Linked DNA regions of Homo sapiens: region 1 is linked to region 2. The links are chromatin contacts, found by Hi-C or POLR2A ChIA-PET in ENCODE. All regions are on one chromosome and are shown on one strand. The core of a region is the stretch at or near the end of the contact, and the rest is flanking DNA. Distances in the headings are between cores, read along the strand shown.

Evidence for each region. Hi-C counts contacts between places; a loop is a spot of excess contacts on that map. ChIA-PET counts read pairs that join two places held with the same protein, here RNA polymerase II (POLR2A). Pooled maps may share reads with other maps.
Region 1: a loop to region 2 is called in a map of endothelial cell of umbilical vein, with 10 times the contacts of the local background. The contact joins two enhancer-like sites. A Hi-C loop is called at or near these places in 10 of 168 maps with a recorded cell type or tissue (IMR-90, MCF 10A, aorta and 6 more) and 8 of 50 pooled maps. POLR2A ChIA-PET finds 5 or more read pairs at or near these places in 4 of 52 experiments (AG04450, BJ, PC-9 and 1 more).

The regions. Positions count from the first base shown.
Region 1 is chr10:10,828,798-10,833,148 of GRCh38, reverse strand. It overlaps a transcript of CELF2 not described here. Among named protein-coding and RNA genes, the nearest start is that of LINC00710, 120 kb to the left of the region's middle. RefSeq lists an enhancer at 1,225-2,424. Within about 2 kb of position 1,933, at least 13 of the 41 ENCODE cell types and tissues checked have a DNase peak (open chromatin) inside an H3K27ac peak, as active enhancers do; they include PC-9, endothelial cell of umbilical vein and mammary epithelial cell, where a contact is called at or near this core.
Region 2 is chr10:10,784,949-10,789,448 of GRCh38, reverse strand. It overlaps a transcript of CELF2 not described here and the pseudogene SFTA1P. Among named protein-coding and RNA genes, the nearest start is that of LINC00710, 160 kb to the left of the region's middle. Within about 2 kb of position 3,013, at least 4 of the 41 ENCODE cell types and tissues checked have a DNase peak (open chromatin) inside an H3K27ac peak, as active enhancers do; they include PC-9, endothelial cell of umbilical vein and mammary epithelial cell, where a contact is called at or near this core.

The sequences.
Region 1 (4,351 bases), core at 684-3,183, 45 kb before region 2:
TTATGCATGAGAATGAATCCTCAAAAGTATGAAAGGTAAGAAATGACATCTTTCTTTTTGCTAAATTTTTTTCTTCACAGAGCTGACTTTAAAAATACACACACACACACACACACACACACACACACACACACAGAGTTTTCTGTGTCTGTAGGAGGCTCAAAAACTTCAAAAATTGTCGGTGAGTACACCTGGCATTCAGAGCTCTAAAACGCTGTCCTAAGGTGATTCTTGGATATCTGAGAAAGCCAGTTTTCATAACAGAAGCATCTTATTCTTTACTGTTTGTGGTGATAGGCCAATTTTGCATTTTATCTTCTCTCCCCTCCGATTCCAGTGTAATGAATGCATGTTCTCAGGGGTTATTTATGCAAGTATTTCCATTTTAAAAACAAGACACTGGGGAAGGGAGAAGCAACTTTGAGACTACCACTAAGGACCCTAGGGAAAAGGTCCTGTAAATGGATCCGGTATGGGATTTCCGCCCTGAATCATGGACTATTTAGTCAATTGATTTGATCATCAATGTTTTATTGAACCGACTCACCTGCACACCCTTCACAAAGCTATCATCACTCTTCGAAAGGGTTATTCTCTCCTTTGTGCTACTATAAACATGGCATTTGTCCAGAAGTTGAGGTCCAGCATGAAATGCAGAAGAACCTGGGCTATTTCCTGGCTTTTAAAAATGATTCTTGTGCTACGGGTGATCCTACTTGTCTCTATATCTGGGATCTTTGGAAAGGCCCTGGGTATATTGAAATCTACCCGTGAGTAGCTCTAGAATATTTGTGTTCAGACCATTTCCACAAAGTTCTCCAAATTGTTCTTCTCTTGGCAAATCTTTACTTATTTATTTATTTATTTTTATTTTTTTTTTTTAGATGGAGTCTCGCTCTGTTGCCCAGGCTGGAGTGCAGCGGCATGATCTTGGCTCACTGGAACCTCCGCCTCCTGGGTCCAAGTGATTCTCCTGCCTCAGCCTCCTGACTGGCTGGGACTACAGGCACTTGCCACCACTCCCGGCTAATTTTTGTATTTTTAGTAGATACAGGGTTTTACCACGTTGGCCAGGATAGTCTCGAACTCCTGAGCTCAGGCAATCCGCCTGCTTTGGCCTCTCAAAGTGCTGAAATTACAGGTGTGAGCCACCGCGCCCGGCCTTATTTATTTTTTCAAGATGGAGTCTCGCTCTGTCACCCAGGCTGGAGTGCACTGGTGCAATCTTGGTTCACTGCAACCTCCGCCTCCCGGGTCCAAGTGATTCTCGTGCCTCAGCCTCCTGAGTAGCTGGGATTACAAGAGCATGCCACCACACCTGGCTAATTTTTGTATTTTTAGTAGAGACAGGGTTTCACCATGTTGGTCAGGCTGGTCTCGAACTCCTGACCTCAAGTGATCCAGCCATCTTGGCCTCCCAAAGTGCTGGGTTTATAGGCATGAGCCACCTTGCCCAGCCATAGCAAATATTTATTTAAATGCCTACCATGTTCCAGGCATTGTACTGGTCTCCCTTAGGGGAACATTGATTTGGGAACAGCTTGACCAGGTGGAGATCAGGCTGCAAGTTGATGTCAGGGGCCCCCTTGTCCATAGTGGAATGATGGCTGTCTCATATCCCTAGGGACAAGTCCAGAAACATCGATCTTGCCATCACATTCTCATCCCTGTTCTCAACACGTTCCTTGAGGATTTATTGGCTCACCTCTTTAGGCTGAGGGCCTTCACAGGAAGTTGACACACAACAGTCTGTGCCAACTGCCTGATGTAGGAAGGGCAGCGTGGCTTCGGAAACCTTGTTCCAGAAGTGTCCTGACTGCCCTCAGTGTGAGTCACGACCTTCAGCCAACCCTGAGGGAGTAAACACCAGGGAATCTGGGGTCACCTTCAAGTGTCTCAGAACACTCATGACACCATCCGAAGTCAACACTGGGTGACTCGTGGTTATTTAATGCTAACGTACTTGAAGTGCGCAATTGGAAATCCAATTCACTTCAGAATGTAAGAGGACTCCTTTCTTTGTTCTACAGGCTTCAGGAAGAAAATAAAAAGTTCTAGGATTCCACCATTGCCCATTTCCAGCACTTTTTGGTTTAATTTAGGCAATTCTCTCTCCTCCAGCCTCACACAAACCCAACATTTAAGCTAGTTTGAAGATCAAATGCAGAGTTAAGCAAGGCTGAAGTAATCAGAAACTAGGAATTTGATATGGTGTCATCTATTGTTTTTAACGCATTGGACAAAAAGTCAGGAGAGTGGATTCATTGACAGATGTGTACCACTGTGATAAAAACACAGTTTTGTAATATATTTGTGTTTTGCAGCTAGGCAACCAAAAATGACTAACACACAGGAAGTATGCAGTTGTGTGCTTCTTCTAGCCAAATTATGGGAATTATAAATCTCTTATTTTCTTTACGCGAATGCTTTCTATGTAAAAGAAAAAAAAAATAAAAGAAATACAGCCCCTTGAGTTTTGTGGGCTTGTTTTTGACTGACTTCTTTCCCACAGCCCTTTCATTTTCTTTCCTTAGTCTTTCTCACAGGGTAAGCAGTAGGAAGTTTTGTTAAAAGAAAAGAAGGGAGTGAATTGTAAGTTATTATTATTATTTTTAAATCCTCCAAGGACCTAAGGAAGAGTAACACAAAATGACGAATCAAACTTGGCTTCATTATGGGTGACATATTATACGAACTATGTTATATTTTTTAAGCTTTTAGGAAATAGACTGGTATTAAGGTAAAGACTTGCTATAAAATAGCTATGATTACATTGCAACTCAGATTCTAACAGTCTGCTATAAATACTGTTTGAATTATTACTGTAATTCTACAGTATCCTTCTGTCGGCTTTTTTTTTTTTTTTTTTAAAGGAACTCCATGGCATTCAATAGCTCACAGTTTGTATTGCCGTTTGGAAATCTTTTCACAGCCTAAACAATTGCTTATAGATATCTAAGTGGGGAAACTTTCATTACAGTACATCAGCCAGGCATTTTCAAAAGAGGAGTCTTATACAACTTTTCAACAGAAATTGCTGCCTCTTGACCCATGACTGCCTATAGTTTAACTTTTCTACACGGATACACTCATGCCAGGCAGGCAAAGAGGTAAATATCATAGAGGATTGAAGAAATGGTGGTGGTGGGGTTGGTGGGGGAAGAGAACTTGGCCAGGGGGGTTACAGGTTGCTACTGCCTGGATTTTGGAAAAGGTAGTTGTGTGTTAAAAATGAGATGACATCAGTTCCAAAAATTTGCAAACTGCCTGAAACATTGAGAAGCTCCATTAGAACATATGCACCACGTAACACAGAAGTCAACCTCTGGACGAGCTGAGAGTCACCATCTCAGTTCAGCCAGGCCACTGTGTGTGTCCCAGTCACCCCATCCTCTCTGTTTTGCTTCTTATCTCTGGGGATGTTGGCTGGCTTGAGTCCTAGAGGCAGAAGAACATGCTAAAGCTTTTACTAGAAAGGCACTCAGAAAAAAACCTAGCACCTTATGTCCCAAAGCCTGCTGTGCCTACAAATGTGACAGATCAATTCCCTTGGAATAACATCTGGGAAGGAATAAAGATATTTAAGTCCAAATTCCATAAAATTATGGCACAAATTGATTGAATTGATCAAAATCTCAAATTCATAAATTTACAGGAAGTCATCCCTGGAAAGACCCTTCTCTGAAGTCTAGATACATAATAGATCATGAGTCTCAGATATGGGGTGATATAGCCAATCAAGGTCCACAGCTTGTTAACAATTAGGTTGGAAGAAAGATTCAGGGTTCCTAACTCCCGGATTATGGATTGATTTATAATCAAAAGTATTTTTAAGCTATTCTGTTTTTACTGTATGAATAATTGTGACTGTTTTCCTGTATCATATCATGCTTTGTTTGCCTATTTCAACTTTCATCAGAAAGGGATCAAAAGCGGAGAAGAAGAACAGGTTTGCAAGTCAATATTCAAGATACGTATCAGTCCATAGGACAGTGACAAGATAACTATGGTGAGAAGATAAGATTGATGACAATGAACCATTCCTCAACACAGGAGATCATCTTTGTGGGTTTATTCTGTGTAATATAACTTATAAATCTATATTACATATTTTTCTTTTCCATTTGATCCCCTCTTCTAAACTCTGGTCTTGGACATATATGCTGTTTTTCATTTTGTGTTTTGGTGGACAATTTTGGAAGGTCAATTTGCAGCAAGTGTTGCTACTTCTCCTTATGCCTGTGACAGAAATGACCAACCAGGCTCAGCATCACTTTCAGTGGGATCATGCATTCCTTCATCCATTGCTTATTCAATTCATTCCTGTCCTTCCATGAATACTTTTTGAATG
Region 2 (4,500 bases), core at 1,764-4,263:
GTAGTAGTATTAATTATATTAATAAGCTATCAGAGGCAACTTAGTATCTAATAATTTAATGTGGGTTAAATATATATGCATATGACATATCTATAAAACTGGATATTATGAAACAATCAAAAACATGTTTTGGTGGAATGACTTTGAAAGACTTTCAGAATGAAATAACTGATCAAAAGTCACAAAATGTTACATAGAATGTGATATCAGTATTTTGTATTGCTACCAGGACTGCAAACTCAACTGCCCATAGTCCCCAGAGAGGAACCATAGAGGTACTGTGGACAGGGAAGTTGTCTATTAAAATGCAACAGGATTTTTTTTCTCTTGCTTTTCTAGAAACATTCAGCTTTCTTGGTCTAGCTTTCTCTTTTGCAATCATCTTTCCTCCCGACAACACCCGTATTTCTTTCCTCTTACTCTAATTGAAGACCAGCCACAGGAAAATCTCTAGGGTAAGACAGCATAATAACTGGCAAGACAACTCAGTAGCAACAAAGGGCAAGCAGGGGTGGGTGTGGCAAGCAGGAGAGAGGAGCTCTCCGAAGATAGGGGCCCTAACCCAGCTCCAATCTTTCCATGCCACTGTAGACTGCAGCCCAGACAAAAACGCATTGAGGTGCTTCCAGTTTTTGACTTCCAACATTCATACTTATATGTGCAAATGGAAAAAAATACTGGAAAGAGGCTGGGCAGGGTGGCTCATGCCTGTAATCCTAGCATTTTGGGAGGTTAAGGCGGGCAGATCACCTGAGGTCAGGAGTTCGAGATCAGCCTGGCCAATGTGGCGAAACCCCATCTGTACTAAAAATACAAAGATTAGCCATGCCTGGTGGCACACGCCTGTGATCCCAGCTACTTGGGAGGGAGAGGCAGGAGAATCGCTTGAATCTGGGAGGTGGAGGTTGCAGTGAGCCAGGACTGCACCACTGCACTCCAGCCTGGGTGACAGAGCGAGACTCCATCTCAAAAAAAAAAAAAAAAAAAAAAAAAAAGATGGAAAGAAATATACAAAAGTAATACAATTATTGGTACAATTTCAATCATTTAATTTTATTTTCTTCATACCTTTCCTTATTTACTAAGTTATTTCCATATATTTCTTTCTATAATCAGAAAACCAGGACCATTCTCATATTATTCTATTTAGTCACCCTTTTAGGGGGTACAAAGTAGTTTTAGAAAAAAAAAGGTCCTATTTTGAAGTTTGCCTCTGACCTTCTATTTTGAAATATATCCATACAGCTACATTCTTATAGACTGTTGTTATTTGTACAAACATTTCTTACTGGTCTGAAGCTTCTTTGAAAAGCAGGGCTTCAAAAATTTGTCTAATTTTTCTCCCTTATGGCTTGCACTAATCATTTTTGGCCTCATTTTCAGCAAATCATATCTAATGTCCTCAAGTATTTCTAGGTGATGTTAAGCAATTTTCTAATCTAGTGGTAGAGTCTATTGGTGATATGATTTTGACAGTTCACTGGCCAAAGTGTCTTTTATTATAGAAAATATTAGGACATCCCATAATGATTTGAACCGGCATGGCTTTGGAAGCAGAAAAGAAGGCTTTAAGGTTTAAGCTAGCACTGCCATGCCATCTCTGGGACACATGCTTCTCTGGATAGTCACCTTATAAATGGGGATTAAAAAAAGAAAGGGGAATATAGAATGCAGCCAACCAGTGCAGTACTCGATCTAGGAAAAAAGAATGTAGCAAGCTCAGCTGATTGAGGGTAATGATAAAATAACTGGGAAAAACTACAGAGCCCTGACTTTACGTAGGGACAAAGAATACTTTTCACAAAGCTCAAACGAATTAATTACAGAATCACTGCTGTATATGAACAATAATCTTTATATACCTCTGCCTTCGGGTGTCTTCTGTTTAAAAGCTAAGGCTTCCTGAGAAACAAGCTTGTTTGACCATTTCTCTCCTGTTTATAAAGTTTGCGTTTTATGAAAATTGGGAAACCGGAGAGAAAAAGCTTGAGTTCACTTTTAACCAGCTGTTGTTTTTTTCTAATTTCTCTGTTTTACTCTAAGTATGTTCTGTTTTTAAAAGTATTAAATGAAAAGCAAAAATGAAAATTGTTGATAGCATAAAAACAACTGTATCCTAGCTATTAGGCCAGCATTACTGGACTAGAAACCATTATAATTCATTTGCAAAAAAAGGCTTGATATAACATTTAAATAAGAATTTGTGTGTGTGTGTGTGTGTGACATCAAACCTTAAGGGCTTTCTTCCCACTGAAGCATTAAAAAGTGAGAATTCTGATTTCTGGTTGACAATGTTTCAATGAATATGTCACTTTATAATTACAAATGCAAGGGAGGAACTTTTTATAACTGAATATTTAACACATATTAAAGTTCTAACACACGCCACATAATTTTTGTCTGAGATTGTCCATGAAGTGGGTATCTCAAATCATTCACTTGAAAACTGAAAATAATTTTCTGAGATGAGTTCACTATGAAAACAGGGATATGACCAGCTGCCCTGTAGCTTTTCCTTCCCTGCACTCCTGTGTGTGTGTGTGTGTGTGTCTACGTGTGTGTGTTTTAATAACATAATCCTTATAGGCAAATAAAGATCAAAAGGAGTAGATGGTAAATATTTCCTGTAGAGGCAGGAGGTAGAGAATGGTTAAATTCACTGTCTTTCAGATTTTCACTTTGCTTAATTCTAGAACACTTCTTATTCCTGTAGCACCTCTTCAAGTGAGATGGCAGACCACCTCAGGATGGAAATGTATTTCTTCATCCCCCTCTCTACTTCCCTGTGACCTCCTGCAAATAAGGTGAGGCTGTTTATTTTCTCACTTGATTTCCATTCTTTGAGTTGAATCACAGATTGCAGCAAACTTGTAATAGCAGATTGAGAAATATAGAACTATTTCAAGGGTTTGTGGTTTATAACTTCCTTTTAAAAGAATTAACCCTTTCTAGGAATTTTTTTTTTTTTTTCAAATGGATCACAAGGTGTGACGCAAGATTTCTCATCATCCTGATCTGTATTATGGTTGGCTTATTGGGTGCCTTCCTGATGTGGTAGTCCAGGGTCATTTTTTATTCCCTCTTGTAAATACCCAAGACCAGAAATCTATAGGTATAGTGAGTCCAAAGGAGATTTCTCTTCATGATAACCCTTAACATGGGCATTATCTCATGTAATGCTACAGAAGCACGATGAGGCATGTATTGTCCCTGTGTCACTGAGGAAATGAAAACATAGCCAAAGTAGCCCTGCCGGTAGACAGTGGCGCAATTGTGAGCAATTCCAGCTCCTGTGTGGCTGACCCCGGAGCCAGTGCTTTACCAGAGATTTTCCACCTTGGCCTAGACCTTTTGTTTTATTTATTTATTTTTCCAATTTTGGAGGTTCCACTTGCAGAAAACATTTTTTTTAAATTAGTTTTTTTCTAATTGACAAATAAAAATGATATATATTTATGATATACAACCTGACATTTTGATATATGTATGCATTGTGGAATGGCTAAATCAAGCCCATTAGCATATCTAATACCTCACATACTTTGCATTCTTTTGTGGTGAGAACACTTAAATTCTACACTCTCAGCAATTTTCAAGTGTAAAATACATTGAATACATTTACTATATAGTCACCATGTTGTGCAATGGACCTCTTGAACTTCTTTCTCCTAACTGAAGTTTTGTATCCTTTGACCAACTTCTCTCCAATTTCTTCCCCCATCCCTCCCATGCTCTAGTAACCACCCTTCTTCTACTCTCTGCTTCTAAGAGATATTTTTTTGTGGATTCCACATATAAGGGAGACCATGCAGTGTTTGTTTTTCTGTGCCTGGCTTACTTCACTTAACATAATGTCCTCCAGGTTCATCCATGTTGTCACAAATAACAGGATCTCCTTCTTTTTTTAAGGTTAAATAGTATTTCCTGTATATATATATCACATTTTAAAAATCCATTTATCTGTTGTTTGACACTGAGGTTGACTCCGTATCTTGGCTATTGTGAATTGAGCTGAAATGAACATGGGAGAGCAGATATCTCTTCAACATATTGATTTTATTTCCTTTGGATATATAGCCAGTAGTGTGATTGCTAGATCATATCATAATTCTGTCTGGGCTGGGAACTTTTAAAATCCCAATGTCCATGGCACACTCCAGATGATATTGAGATAGAATCTCAGAAGCTGGCACCCAGGTGTCAGTATTATTTAAAACTTCCAGGTGATGCTGATGTAAAGGGTGGGTTCGGTGCCACTGCATTACATGGATCCCTGATTGATCACCATGAAGAATCAAGGTGAGGATTGGCTGTAACTCAAACTTGAGTGAAATGCATATGGAATTTTATGCATATTCATCTTATATTTGACAGTAATCTTTCATAATGCAAATTTAATGGAACTTGACTTGAAAAAGGTAAAACTATATAATTAAGCACTTTCAACTGTAGTGTTTTCTATTGTAACTGAACACTTTGGTTGTAGATATTCATGGATCC